Linked DNA regions of Mus musculus: region 2 is linked to region 1. A link is a loop called in an ENCODE intact Hi-C map of the cell type or tissue named here. Cell type or tissue: left cerebral cortex. All regions are shown on one strand.

Region 1 (8,000 bases):
AGTTAATATAGCAGAAGCCAAATCCAGGCTATCAAACACATGAACATTTTACATAACTGAAATGTATAATTAACATTGTCACAACATAGTCAAAGAAGAAAAAAACTGGGCTATTTAAACCCTTCTGCTGGACAGCCACAGATACATTATTTAATATTTCTGTGCCTCAACTCCTTATCTCTATAAAAGACAGGTAATTGTTTTAATTTTGTTGTGAGAAATGAGATGAATTAATACATATAAAGATGTAAATACTCATGTTTGTCCTTGGCATGCAGTAAGTTTCAATAAAAGTGTATTGCTATTTACTATAAATTTTCTATACCTTGCTTGTTATGTTATCTCAAACTATCAATATTTATATACATACATACACACATACAAATATGGTACATTCTTTTTCTAATGTTGTTGAATGGGCAGTTAAAAGTTAGATTTGGGGGCTGGAGAGAGAGATGGTTCAGAGGTTAAGAGCACTGACTGTTCTTCCAGAGGTCCTGAGTTCAATTCCCAGCAACCACATGGTGGCTCACAACCATCTGTAATAGAACCTGATGGCCTCTTCTAGTGTGTCTGAAAACAACTACAGTCACATAAAGTCCAATTTTGGACTTAAATAATCTAGATTAAAATATCAATGTGATATTTAACTGGAAATTTCTAAAGTACAAAGCTGGTGATTAAGAAATGGACAAATATATTAATAAATCTTTTTTTTAAAGAAAAGTTAGATTTGATCAATAGTTCCCACAAACCTATCCAAGTACTTCCTGAGTTGCACATGGCATCCAGCACAACAGACATGTCTATACTATTTGGTCCTTCATGATAAAGTATTCAATATCAATTTTGTGTCTTATGCTAGGCAAACAAAAGGAACTGTACTACATGTTAAAGAATCCTAGCTAGAATATGAAGGATGCAACAAACATGCTGACCACAGCATATGGTCAGAAAGAAAAGCCCCCAAGAATATATCATACAATGTTGACTCTCTCCTGTCCATACCCTTACTATAAACTATCTCAAAATTTCACTTAAGAATAACATAATAATAAAAGGAAGAGTGGGTAATAATGAGAGAGAATGAAAACAAAAGGTTCTGTGAGAGAACTACAGTGTTAGTATGCAATAGTGGTCCAATTTTGGACTTAAATAATCTAGATTAAAATATCAACATGATATTTAACTGGAGATTTCTAAAGTACGAAGCTGGTAATTAAGAAATGGACAAGTTAGTGAGAATTATCACTATGCTAGCTCAATGGCAGAGTTATTGACTAGCCCGCCCAAGGCCTTAGTACAACCAATGCCAGCACCACAAAAATAACTAACTCACCCCCATAAGGGTTAGTTCAGTAAGTAATCTATACATAACAGAGGATAAAAATACAGAATGTTCCAAAAAACTGGAGCTTTTTCAGCATTGACATGATGCTACAATTCCATCCCTGACATCATGTGAGTGACAATGACAGCACAGATGTATCTGGGCTAATAACTTTCTGAGCCTGTGGCAACCTGAGTTTGATCCTGTGTAACAGTAGAAAAAAAAAAAAAAAGAACTGACTCTACAGAGCTTTCTCTGACCTCCACACATGTGCTATGGCACATATGCATGGCATACATAGACACACAGACTAAATAGGTAAAGCACAGGAAGATAAAAATATACTCCTTAAATTACCTTCAGGCTTTGTGCATATGGTGTATGAAACATAATGAATTTTATGACCAGACTTGGGTTTCATCCTCAAAGTACTTCACTACGTATATACAAATATTCCCAAACTAAAACAAAACAAAACAAAACACCACACTCAAACATTGAAATACACAACAGCTTTGACACCAAGCATTTTGGATAAAGGCTGATAAATCTGCAAAAGCAGAAACTAGAGGAAGTGAAGGAACAGTGTAGAAGGACGTCTGTTTTTAAGCACTTCTTACCTGCCAGGCACATATATGTATCTTTCCCAATTATAACATAAGAAGGTTATCATAATGATTATCTTTATTCTCCAGATGAAAACTTAAGTCTTAGGACCTGAATAGTTATGGCTACAAGAGTTAGGATCTGAACTTGAGTATTCCTTTTCTTTCATGCTTAAGATATCTATCTATCTATCTATCTATCTATCTATCTATCTATCTATCTATCTATCTATCTACCTACCTACCTACCTACCTACCTATTTATGTATTTTGAAGATAGGATCTCCTTATACAGCCCAGGCTTGCCTTGAATTCAACAAGCTTTCTGCTTCAGCAAGTGCTAGGATTACAGACCTCTGGTGCCACAATTAGCCTGAATAAAGGCATTTCTAAGCCAATTTTATATTCTTGGGCATGAAAAAGGCTATAAAGCAAGGATGCAAGGATACGACAATACACTACACTGCTAGAGCCTCGCTGAAGAATAGACACATGTCTGACGCTGTACTTCAAAATCGTCACTGCTATGTCATTATATAACATTATTTTCATCTTTGATCCAAAATTCATAAATATGGACTATTTAAGTAATTGATGTTTTTCTTTGTTAATGTAAATTTGGGGGGGGGTGTAGGAAAGCTAGCATAGTTAGGGCGAGGGAGAGGGCTGAATTGGAAAGCTGTCTGTCTGCATGGAAGCCGAGCACTGGGACAGGCACAGGTGAGCAGATCCTGGAGGGAAGAGGAAGCAAAGTCTAAATGGCAAGCTCAAAGGTCACTAAGAGATCCTGCTTCAAAATGTGGGGACAAGTTTTGAAGAAGACATCCCTTTATCAACCACTGGTCTTCACACACATCTGTATGGGCAGGACTCACACAGGCACACACATACACCCTCATATATTTGATTACTCTAGTTAATATTATGTTTAATTTTATAAATGGCCTCAAGTCCATTTGAAAACAAGGTGCAGAGGTAAGTAAGTAAATCTACCCTGCACTGTGTGATCATTTCACACGAGTCACAAGAGTCTCCCTTCAGATTCTCCTTCCCATCTACTACTCAAGACCGGATTCTTTTTCGCATTTTACTCATCGCAGATGAACAGATCTTTCTCAAATCCTAGCTCAACATCAAAGTTATCAATCAGCACCTCCTGTGAAAATCTATTTCCTTTCCAACATTTTGCTTTTCTAGAATTCCCAATTACCATCATGAAGTAACAACAGTATAAAATGGGACAGAGCTATTTGGGACACCTGCTTTACCTTTAGTAGCTCCCTGCAATCACCACACTACATACTGAGAATGTTTATGTATATATGCCTAAACCATGTAGCTTTATGTTACTATGTATAATGAACTGTACAGACACAACGCAGAAGCGTACACTTACGCTACTGAACTTATTATAGAGGGAAAAGTTACCACTAAGCAAGTCAGGTTGGGATTGTCAGTTTTCCAAGAGCAGTTTAAAAAGAAGTTGTGCTTGCTAAGGAACAAAATAATAAACACTTGCTTTCCTGACACCCCCCCCCCCAATTATTTCATGTGAACTGACTTTAAATAGTTATAGCTGAATATAGTTAGGATCAAGTAGCTAGACAAAAGCCTGGCCATCTCAATATATAAACATACAAACTACATCAGGAAAAACTAGTCTTGAATCCCAGAGTAACTTTGAAATTTATAGAGTGGAGTTTTGGGATGTAGCTCAGTTGGTAGAACCATTGATGAGCATGCATGAAGCCCAGGATTCCGTCCCTAGCACCTCAAAAATAGGGTATAGTAAGCACATACTAAAACTGGGAAATCAAAGAAGCCCTCTGCTACACAGAGCTACATGAGACCCTGTCTCAAAATGATAAGAAATTAAATTAAATTACAAAGATTTCATAGAAGATGTGTCAAAGTGCTACTACAGTTTAGTTTGGTAGTCTATCTTCCCCCCAACATAAAAATAATTTGTCCTTTTAATACTGCAAAAGAAATATGTGCTCTGCACCCCCTAATTAAGACTACTGTAAAAGGTTTCTTAAACAGAGATGGTATTAGAAGTATAAAATAAAGCCACTATTTTATTTCTTTCGAATTAAGTTCCAGTTTTAAAAGTATAACAGTAAAGACTTAACTCTCAGGTTTGAAGCAAAACCTGCTTGAATGATAATCTGCAATCTAAGAACGCCACAAGAGGGCACACTTTCAACTATTGTAAGTGGGAAAGTAAAAAACTTAATAAACTACTGTGAGGAAAGTTGGCCAATTTTTTCCAAACTGATGACTCAACATCATTAGAAAGCAAGAAGTGATGAAGTGTGTAATGTTTTGTTTAAGCACTCACACAGCGAAACTTTTTTTGATGCATGCAAAATTAAGAAAAACTTAGATATACAGTAACTTCTGTATTAATATTAAATTACAAGTAGTCTTAGCCTTGTGGTGGCATCTAGCTGTCTTAAGAGTCATTCCCTTTTCATGCCTAACCTCTGGATATGGTCTTTACAGGTTCACTCTCCCCTTTGTTGTTTCAGCTAATCTCATCCCTGTTGGATCCTGGGAGCCATCCACCCTTCTCAAAAATTCTAACCCAGAATTGCTCCTGTCTAAAGGAAATATAGGGACAAAGAATGGAGCAGAGACTGAAGGAAAGGCCATCCAGAGACTGCCTCACCTGGGGATCCAACTCATATGCAGCCACCAAACCCAGTCATCATTGCCAATGCCAAGAAGTGCTTGCAGACAGGAGCCTGATATGGCCGTCTCCTGAGATGCCCTGCCAGAGCCTAATACAGACTCGGATGCTTGCACCCAACCACTGGACTGAGCACACGGTCCCCAATGGAGGAGTTAGGGGGAGGACTGAAGGAGCTGAAGGGGTTTGCAACCCCATAGGAAGAACAACAATATCAACCAACTAGACCCCCCAGAGCTCCCAGGGACTAAACCACCAACCAAAGAGTACACATGGAGGGATCCATGGCTCTAGTCCCATATGTAGCAGAGGATGGCCTTATCATCAATGGGAGGAGAGGCCCTTGGTTCTGTGAAGGCTTGATCCCCCAATGAGGAAAATGCTAGGGCGGTGAGGCGGGAGTGAGTGGGTGGGTGGGTGGGTAGGGGAGCACCCTCATAGAAGCCGGGAGAGGGGTGAGATAGGGGACTTGTGGAGGGGAAACCAGGAAGCAGGAATAACATTTAAAATGTAAATAAGTAAAATAATCAATAAAAAAAAAAAAGATCCTCCTTTCTCACCTCCCCCTCCCTCTTATATTTTGGAGGCAGATTCTCAATATCTGCCCTAGCTAACTTTTAACTCAAGAAAGCACTGTCATGCCCACCTTTGACTTACAAACCTTTACAAGAAACTGGCTACTTTGATTTTTGATCATAATATGGCACAGATTTGTACACAGTTCATTAATTAATACATCTTACTGGGACAACAAATGGGATCAGATTCAGATATTTTAGTAAATTTTAGTTAAAGAAATAAGATCAGGGGCTGGTGAGATGGCTCAGTGGGTAAGAGCACCTGACTGCTCTTCCGAAGATCCAGAGTTCAAATCCCAGCAACCACATGGTGGCTCACAGCCATCCATAACAAGATCTGACCCCCTCTTCTGGAGTGTCTGAAGACAGCTACAGTGTACTTACATATAATAATAAATAAATCTTAAAAAAAAAAAAAAGAAATAAGATCAAAGCCTGAAGAAATGGCTTAGCAGTTAAAAACATTGGTTGTTCTTCCAAAAGATCCCATGTTTGATTCCCAGTATTCACATTGACGCTTAAAACGATCTTTAATTCCAGTTCCAAGGGACCTAATTCCCTCTTCTAGTTTCCATGGGCACCAGCCAAATACAAGGTGTACAGACATGCATGTAGGCAAAACATCCATATACATTTAACATCATTAAGAAAATTACCCCTCACCCCCCAAAAAACTTTGAAAGACTACAGACTATGCACAAAACCATCATATATTGCATGCACATAATCTCTCTCTCTCTGATCTAAAGATACCATTCAAGCAAGCCTTTTGTACAATTTTTCTTATTACTGAATCATTCTAATCAGCAAGACATATGTACCTGGTATTAATGTTCCATATTCCCAATGAAACAAAACAAAAACCTGATTCCCCCAATTACTACTTAGTAGTCCTATTTATTTTCACAAGGTTCTTCAGCTGTCTATCCTCATCTCAACTTTTCTTGAACATTTCTATATTCACTCACACCATTTCTCCAAATGCCTCACAACAGTCAGTCATCAAAACGACATTGTTAACTCAATGAACAAGCAAGCCGCAGGCCCTCATCACTTGTCCCAACATTTACAACTGACCATTCTCTTCCTCGTCTCCCAAAACAACAGTACAGACTGTGCATGCTCCCTCCCTCCTCCTGGATTCCTACTTTGCTCCTCTGCATCTTCCTGCCCTCATTCCCCTAGAGATCTCCTTCAGGCTACAGTTTAAAAAACAAACAAATCAGCACTTCTATGCTGCTAACTCCAGTTAGTACGTACAACTCTGATTTCTACACACTTCAACTGCCTATTTTTCGTGTGTGTGTGTGTGTGTGTGTGTGTGTGTTTAAGTGTAAATCTAGAGTGGAGGCTAGATACAGACTTTGAGAACAGTTTGTATAAAACTTTTTAAAAAAGATTTATTTATGTATATGAGCACTGTAGTTGTACAGATGGTTGTGAGCCCATGTGGTTTCTGGGATTTGAACTCAGGACCTTCAGAAGAGCAGTCAGTGAGTGCTTTTACTCACTGAGCCATCTCGCCAGCCCTGTATTAAACTTCAAATATAAATATTTGCAGATCTTTTCTCTGTGCTTTTTGTTCAGCTTTTCATTCTCTCAACTAATGTCTTTGAAGAACTGAATATTAATTTGATGAAGTCTAATTCATCAATCTATTGTTTTATAAGTAGTACTTCTTGGTGTTATAAGAACTTTCTAGTTAATATGAACTTCATATTTAAGTTCATATTCTCTAGTTAATATGAACTTTAATTTAATATCTCCCACTGTTTTTGTATTTTACATAATGTGAGGTATAAAATTAATTTCAGTTTTTCTGTTTTATCTACAAATAAATTATAATCATTTTGACAATTTCTTTCTTTTCTTTTTTGGGGGTTTTTCGAGACAGGGTTTCTCTGTGTAGCCCTGGCTGTCCTGGAACTCACTCTGTAGATCAGGCTGACCTTAAACTCAGAAATTCGCCTGCCTCTGCCTCCCAAGTGCTGGGATTAAAGGCATGCACCACCACGCCAGGCCCATTTTGACAATTTCTGAAAGGTTTACTGAACTACTGATCTATATAAACTGTATACCTACTAATTAGAATACAAATGATATGTTTATAATACTGATTCTTGTGATCTATAATGTATGTAGATCTTGACTAATCTCCATTTTTCTTTAATTGCTCTTACCCATGTTTTCTTTCTTTTTTTATTAGATATTTTCTTTATTTACATTTCAAATGTTATCCCCTTTCCTAGTTTCCCCTCTGAAAATCCCCTATCTCCTCCCCTCCTCCCCAACACACCCACTCCCATTCCCCTATACTGGGGCATAGAGCCTTCACAGGACCAAGGGCCTCTCCTCCCACCGATGGCCACTAGGCCATCCTCTGCTACATATATAGCTAGAGCCACAAGTTCCACCATGTGTTTTCTTTGATTGGTGGTATAGTTCCAAGGAGCTCTGGGGGTACTGGTTAGTTCATATTGATGTTCCTCCTTTGGGGCTTTAAACCCCTTCAGCTCCCTGGGTATTTCTCTGGCTCCTTCATTGGGGACCTTGTGCTCCTTCCAATGGATGACTGTGAGCATCCACTTCTGTATTTGCCAGGCACTGGCAGAGCCTTGCAGGAGACAGCTGTATCAGGCTCCTGTCAGTAGGCTCTTGTTGTTACCCACGTTTTCTACATTCAAGTTTTAACTGTTTTTTTTTTTTTTGTTTTTTTGTGGAGTGGTTATTTGGAAGGCAGAGGAGTGGCAGAAGAACAAAAGCTCAAGGATAACCTGACTACATACCAAGGCCCT
Region 2 (8,000 bases), 200 kb after region 1:
AACCACAGGGCCCCTGCACAGGTAAAGGAGAAGCCCGCCTTCTTCTTTTTCTAGCAGGGGCTACAGTAAGCAAGGTCTCTGTCGTCTGCACAGCCTGGGAATGCGCAGGTGACTGTGAAGACAGCCGTGGTGGGACAAGAATTGGGCATATGGTCCTCATTGGCACAGCATAACAAAGTAATTAAAAGTGTCTTAAAATGCAGAAAGCCCCCAAACTGTAAAGTATATCATAGTAGATGTCAAATTAGCATTTTTCTGCTTCTTTTTTAACAATGCCATAATCTCATTAATCTACAGAAGAAACGAAATGCGCGGACTCCAGCCAGTTGGCTGGACATATGTTACACATTGGACTGGCCATTTGGATGGATCCGATTAAAGTGGAAAAATTGCTTTTTTTTTTCTTTTTTTTTGGGCACTGAACACAAATCTGGACCTGCTTATTACTGTTGTCCTCCCTTTTTAAAGTGATGGATTTCTAAGTGCCAAAAACTCAGTAGCAACTTGAGTTTAAAAGGGAGAGAGAGAGAGAGAGAGAGAGAGAGAGAGAGAGAGAGAGAGAGAATAAAGAAAAGCCACAGAGAAAAAGGACAAAGGATTGAGGAGGGGCAGCCCAAAGCTGGCTGTGGAGGGGTGGGCTATATTAAAAGACCACACTCACACTGACAATGTTATACATTAGAAATGTCAAATCTGCTGGCTCTGGCTCTATTATGGGCAAGGTGGCTCCACTGGCTAACATTTTATTTGGAATGTTATATATTATTAAACCATTCAGCATACCACTTTGTCCTAATATTTTCTTTAAAAATGTGATAATTAAAAAAAAAAATCTCCCAAATTTTCTCAAAGGCAGAACAAACATATTTTGTCTACCCCCCCCCCCATGGCTATAGTCACTAATATGTGCTGAGTATTTGCATATGATCAGGACATTGTCCTAAGAATATACATTTGAATGTGCTCCGATGAGGTGCTTGGGCAAATTCATAGCTAGCTCGTGACCAGGCCAGAAGTGGCTCTTATGGGAGGGGTCAAACACAGTGCGGATGTACAAGAAAACAGCTCCTACCTCCGGGGATGCTTGTTGGAAGGGATAAGTCTGAATAAGTAATAATAAGTTGGGGTCTGAATCCACTGCAGGAAGAAGGTAACATTTGAAAAGATGGAGGTAGGATTCTGACAGTCAGGAGGGTGATTTGGCATCTCCGGACTGAGGCCTGGGATGCTGGCAAGCTCAGGGAGGGATAAGGGTGTCCTGGAGGATGAGTTTGGAGAAGCAGATGGCAGTCACCATTTGGTGCTTGGGATTCAAGCAGATCAAAGGGTATTCAGGGCAGTGACCAGTTTCTGCAGTCTTCTGAGTGGAGCCTCTCCGGTGCATGCAAAGCTCTCCGTGTGGTGGGGAGACGATCTTTCTGAGGAGATGACGGCAGATCAGGTAAGATATGATGCAGCCCTCACTGAGGAAAGGCACTGTGTGAAGCAAAGGTGGGGGGCAGGAAGGACGGGTGACCCTAAGAATAGAGGCCACTTGGCGAGGTCACAGGATCAGAAGACCTCAAAGGTGATCATTTGAAACAGTAATAACTGCAGTTTGTAGGCAGGCTGGCTGCTAACACAAAGCCCTTTGGTTGATAGAACAATTGGTGAACAAACTTGTTCAGAAACTAAGCCTTTCAAAAGACTGTGTCGGCACTCAGGAGGCAAGCACAGGAGAATCTCTATTAGTTTGAGAACAGCCTGGTCTACTTTGGAAGTTGCAGGCCAGCCAGTGTTAACATAGTGAGTCCCAGTTTTAAAACTAAATAAAAACTCCTAAAAACAACAACAACAAAAACAAAAATAAAAACAAACAACAAAACAACCAACCAACCCCCTCCCTCCCAAACCTAAGACGTTAGTCCCTTAGACTATAAGAATGAGACTGTTAGGACCAGGATAGAAGTGGGGACCTTGCCTCATTTTCTGTTTTAAGGTATTCAACACTGTATCTCTGAAGCTAGACATTCCTTTGGCCTTTTTATAGAAAGACAAGAAAGCTCACAGGAGAACCAGAAGTCAGAAATGTCTCCTGAAGCTGACAATGCTGTCATATGCCCCCATGATGGGTGGGATGCTTTTTCTAAATCTGAAAGTGAACCTCAAAGAAGTTTCTCTGCAGAGGGGGCTGGAGACACAGGGTCCTGAGAAGCTTGGGTGCTGCGGTTCCAACAGCTCTGCGATATCTTTGTATGGAATTTTAAAATTAAAAAATGTGGTTGGTGGGTGTGTGTTCAGGGCCATAGAGGAGAGCGTTTCCCGGTAGAGAGGGTGCACTTTTGACCTATGCCCTAATCCCAGAGCTCGCAGAGGAATACATTTCAGTTTTAGGAAAGCTAGAAGCCGGTTAATTTCATTAATCCCTCTTTTTGCGGCAGTAGAATTTTCTAAACGGAAATGAGACCTCTGAGACTCTTGGCATAGAAACGGTAAATTAGAAATCTCTCCATGAATACTTCTCTGCATTTAATTAAATGGCAGTCTCTGGGGCTTAGCAGCGTATGGAGTAATAAACCCATCACACAGAACAGCTAAATATGTGGACTTTAGTCCACATTTATTTTGTTCATAACAAGATGAACATGGAAACACACAGAACTGACTGTGAAGAAATATTTCTAGCATTTTTTTTCCTCTTAAAATTGTGACTCCAATCTAAACAAATCTGGGTTAAATGTATTTTCTGAGTTTTGCTCGAAGCTGTTGGATTCACGTGAACTTTTTTTTCCCTATTGGGGATGAGGGTGCTGGTGGGAAAAGCCCCTCTCTCTGGTGGTGAAGACCCTGGTACTGCTTCTAAATTGCCCTGTAACTCATGACTGACTGAGGAAGCATCTGCCGAATTCACAAGAGCTGTTTCTAGTCCTATGAACTCTTGTGGAAATTGTTTTTAGGAGCAAAGACAGTTTGTTGAGAGCAGAGGGGGTCACAGTGCATGATGTGTGCCTTCAGATTTCCTTTATTCAGGAAACACACCTGTACACCTCTTGACAGAGAAGACTCTTCCTTTAATGATAGGCTATTGAGCGTGGTGCGCATGCGTGTGTCAATCAGATTTCCATTTGACATTTTGTGAGTTAATCTGATCATAATAAATATCAAAAAATGTGTCTTTAAAAAAATGTTTGCCTCTTCGTTTAGTAACAGCTTTAATTTTTTTATATACTTTTAAATTTTTTTTTTTAAAGACGAGTCTTTCTGTGAACCAGACTGGTCTCAAACTCACAGAGATCCTCCTGCCTCTGCCTTCTGAGTCCTGGGATCAAAAACATGAGTTACCACATCTGTCTCTTTGACATTAAAAAAAAAAAAAAAAAAGATCTGTCTTATTACACTTCATACTCATTGTAAAGGAAAGGAATGAATAGACTTCATTTTGTAGGTGACTAAGTTGAACAAACCGGACATTAACTGAGTTCCCATCACCCTGCTATTTTAGTGGTAGACAGTATCTGGCTTGGGGGTTCTAAGGTGAGACCTACTCCAGTCTGATGTTGCTCCTTCTCTGAGCACCTTTGTCAGGGCTTCTGACCTTGCTTTGAGCCTCAGTTGTCTTGTCTATAAAATGGGAACATAACAGATCGAAGAAGGCATGTTGGGGCTTTGAACAATGTCGTGTACCTAACAGAGCTCAGTAAGCATTAGCTGTCATTAACACCGTTCTTCATCACTGAAGCTCCTGTGTTTGGATGAACTCTCACCAGGCCACTGGGGTACTTGAGTGATGTCACAGATGTGTAGTCTTAGCCCTGACTTTCTCACGCCCGTTTCCTCCTAGTTATGTTCGAGGCTTGCTTAGATGGCACTTGGATTAGAGCAGCCTCGTCTGATGCACTGTGGGCTCGAAAGCTCTTGCTGCCTCTCAGACAACAGTAGCATCAGGAGACTTGAATGACCTTGAGCTGGAGAGAAGTCTAGGCGCTGAAGCCAGGCAGGCGAGGTTTGAATCATAGTTCCACATTGTATGATTTTATAAAATCTAGTTCACAGGCACTGGCTCTGCCGAGCGATTCCAGGCTTGGCTGCAGGAGGGAGGCTAAGCATATTGAATCTCTTATTCTTAGGTAACTTACTTACTATCCCAGTTCCTCAGTCTCCTTGTCTAGGAAGCGGGTTAATGATAATCTTCGCCTCACAGAGTTAGTGAGGACTAACATAATACTGAGTGATCCTGTATTAAGTGCTTAGTTAAAAATTATGGTGTGTGTGTGTGTAGGTGGGGGGTGGGCTGGAGAGCTGGCTCAGTGGTTAAGAGACTGCTCTTCCAGAGGTCCTGAGTTCAAATCTCAGCAACCACATGGTGACTCACAACCTCTGTAATGGGATCCGATGCCCACTTCTGGTGTGCCTGAAGACAGCTACAGTGTACTCATATACATAATAAAATAAATACATCTTTAAATAAAACACATTTAAAAAAAGTTATGTTGTGTTTCTGAAGAATTTCTACAAATGGAGATCAAGTGTCCTTCAGTCAAAATTTTGGGGGCTAAAATTATTTCATGTTTTAAAAAAAAATGTTCTCACTCGTAACAAAATATCTTGGGGATGAGATTGAAGTCTAAATATGAGATTCCATTGATTTCTATACACCTTGTCTGCATAGCCTGCAGATCATTTTACAGAACACTTTCACTGTGCCTGTATTGTTACAGTGACCGCATGAAATCAGGTGTGAAATTTTCCAGTTGTGATATCATCATCAGGACTCAAAAAAAAAAAAAATTCAATTTGGGGTGCTTTTCAGATTTTGGATTTTTGAGTTAAAAGTCCCGAACCTGTGTTACTCTTACCACATGACCACAGGCCAGTTATTTAAGTATTTAGAGGCTCAGCGTTTGTTTTTTTAACCTGAAATTGGAAAAACAAAACAAAACAAAGCAAAAATAAAAAGAAAGAAAGAAAGGAAGGAAGGAAGGAAGAAAGAAAGGAAGAAAGAAAAGGAAGGAAGGAAGGAAGGAAGGAAGGAAGGAAGGAAGGAAGGAAGGAAGGAAGGAAGGAAGGAAGGAAAACCAACTTGTGTCACAGAGCCAGATGGGGTAGATGTGCTAATGTGCAGAGGACATGAAACAGAGAGGGGTCTCGGTGAAGGAAGCGATCAACGTTTCCAGAAATTAACCACGCTGGAGAGACTTCACTGGCCATGGCCTCTCCACGAACTGCTTCCTGCCTTTTATGTCATGCCCAAGTTGAACCACATTCCCCACAGAATTGACATCTTTCCAAGCGGATTCCGTTCCAGGTATTGCCACGCAACCCAACCCCTGCCTAGACCCGGGCCTGCGTAATTGCTCTGCACACAGACATTACTCCCAGGGCCCCAGAAGAGGCCTGGCCCAGGAGGCCGCTATATTTGATTTCTGTAGGTCAACAAACAAACATTTGAAATTAAATAAGCATGTTAGTCACGGCAGGTTCAGGTTGCTGTAATTAGCTTCTGTCTGGCCTGCTGGAGCAGCAGCAGCAGGCCTCTGCTTCCCACTGCCTGTGCAACAAGAACACACTGAGCCCAGGGCTCTGGGGGTGCTGCTGCCCAAAGCAGTTGACGTTGATGCTTCAGGACAGATGTTGGCAAGGCCTCTTCCTGTGCTGGAGAAGGAGGGTGTTGGGCCTTTTTGATTTGAGGCTGTGAAGAGTCACCGAGGGAGCTACTGGTACGGCAGGGACAAAGGCAATCCCGATTACAAGGAGCTGTGATGGGGGCCGGCTCAGAGACAAGCAGTAAACATCTTTCTCTTTGGTTCCAGGGCTAAGGCCACCTGGGGTTCAGACTTCCCAGGAGTCTCTGGGCTACGTGAAACCCCTTCTGAAACCTTACGCTGTCAGCAGAGTCAGGCTCCTGCGACCCCATCACTCCGTGCATGTCCTTTTTCACCCACGTGTGGCTGGCTACCTTCTAGGTCCTGGACCACCTGTGATCGTGTCTCAGAGCCTCCATTCAGTCCTTGTCCTAGCTCGGTAACTGATGGGTTGCCTGTTCCTCAGAATGGTTACTTTTCTTTGAGGATTATATATATATATAATTTATATATGGGATTGGATTACAGTTCGTGTGCATTGCTACCATATGACCTGCTCGACTTCTGATGAATCTGATCATAGTGGGGTTGATAGCAATAATGCAGATAACAATTATTTGTTTTGTAAAGTTCTTTTGATGTTTCAAAGCAAATTGTGTTTCACATCCCCCGACCCCCTAGAACCTGCTTTGGAAGCACATTCATCAGTTTCCTCACGCAGGTCCTGGGAGCTGTATCAGTCAGGGCTCTCTATAGGAACAGACCCAATAGAAGGACGATATATTAACAGGACCTAGATTAGGTTGGCTTGTTCAATACGGGCAGGGTAGTCCAACATTGCTGTCTTCACACTGGAGAAACTGAGACCCAGCAGGTTGTTCAGTCTGAGCGAATGGGTGTCTGCTTGGTCCTAATCTAACCCTGAAGGGCTGGAGAATGATTTCTGGAGCGTCACTAGTCTTCAGTCCACGTTGGAAGTTTGAAGAAGCTCAGGGAAGGATGGCAGTAGCAGCAGTAGGGTAGATGAACACCTGAACAAGACTCAAAGCAAGCAGGCAAAAAGCAGAACTGATTCTTCTCTTATGTCTCATATATAGGGTGGGCCTTCTCATTTCAGTTAATGTAAGCATAGTTTCTGTCTGCCCTCCACAGGAAGGCGGTGTGGAAAGTAAAAATAACATGGGTCTTCTTACCATTTATTAGCTCTGTGTGTGACGTCTGACATATATGACAGTTTCCTTGTCTTTACTGTAGGAATAATGGTAGTTCTTTTTTTTTTTTTTTTTTTTTTTTTTTTTTTTTGGTTTTTCAAGACAAGGTTTCTCTGTGTAGCCCTGGCTGTCCTGGAACTCACTCTGTAGACCAGGCTGGCCTCGAACTCAGAAATCTGCCTGCCTCTGCCTCCTAAGTGCTGGGATTAAAGGTGTGAGTCACCACGCCCGGCAGTTCTTTCTTTTTTACGATTTATGTATTTATTTTATGTATACAAGTACACTGTAGCTATACAGATGGTTGTGAGCCATCATGTGATTGCTGGGAATCGAACTCAGGTCCTCAGCTCGCTCTGGCCCTGGTCGCCCTGACCCAAAGATTTATTTATTGTTATATGTAAGTACACTGTAGCTGTCTTCAGACACATCAGAAGAGGGCATCAGATCTCATTACAGATGGTTGTGAGCCACCATGTGGTTTGCTGAGATTTGAACTCTGGACCTTCGGAAGAGCAGTCAGTGCTCTTAACTGCTGGGCCATCTCTCCAGCCTGTGGTAGGTTTTTTTGTTTTTGTTTTTTTTTCATCTTAGTGAACATGGACCTTCCATGTGATCCCCTTAAATGCCAGCCTTGAAGTGATCACCCTGAATGTGTTTGGGGGCTTTATCAGAACAGCCTTACACATCATGAAAGGTTTTGCAAGCTCCGACTTGCTTTAGTCCTACAAGTGAGGGAACCAAGGCTCTCTGGAGATTGTGAAATTATCACATAGAAAAACTGGGGTTGGGAGCCAGCCCTTGTTCAGACGCCCTACTTGCTGTACAGCCTCATTGGAGCTTGTGATAAAGAGTGGGAGCTTGTCGGGCATGGTGGCGCACGCCTTTAATCCCGGCACTTGGGAGGCAGAAGCAGGCGGATTTCTGAGTTCGAGGCCAGCCTGGTCTACAGAGTGAGTTCCAGGACAGCCAGGGCTACACAGAGAAACCCTGTCTTGAAAAAACCAAAAAAAGAGTGGGAACTAGAAAATCCAGAAAAATGAGCAGAAGAGTTGAAGGCATTCTGCACATGTTCTGGGCTCCTTTTTATTTTCAATTATAATACATACAATTGAATTATATATGTTATTATATATAACTATATATCTATATTTCACATACATACAAACACATGTATATTTGAGACAGGGTTTCTTAGCCCCAATTGTCCTAGAACTCTCTATTTATTCGG

Evidence for each region. Peaks named below come from ENCODE experiments on the same cell type or tissue, not always from the same donor. Only the 100,000 strongest peaks of a DNase experiment are listed, where the experiment ranks them.
Region 2: a loop joins it to region 1, with 6 times the contacts of the local background. A loop is called at or near these places in 25 of 42 quality-filtered maps.

Annotation. Positions count from the first base shown.
Region 1 is chr15:8,378,273-8,386,272 of GRCm38, forward strand. The region is part of intron 1 of Nipbl (NIPBL cohesin loading factor); the gene reads right to left. Among named protein-coding and RNA genes, the nearest start is that of Nipbl, 62 kb to the right of the region's middle. In left cerebral cortex, a CTCF peak has its summit at 4,118 (motif pointing right); a DNase peak (open chromatin) is centred at 4,141.
Region 2 is chr15:8,581,625-8,589,624 of GRCm38, forward strand. Gm46508 (a long non-coding RNA gene) reads left to right here and starts at 1,019. Exons shown (of 2, transcript XR_001781606.1): 1 at 1,019-1,441. In left cerebral cortex, no CTCF peak of the experiment used is centred here; no DNase peak of the experiment used is centred here.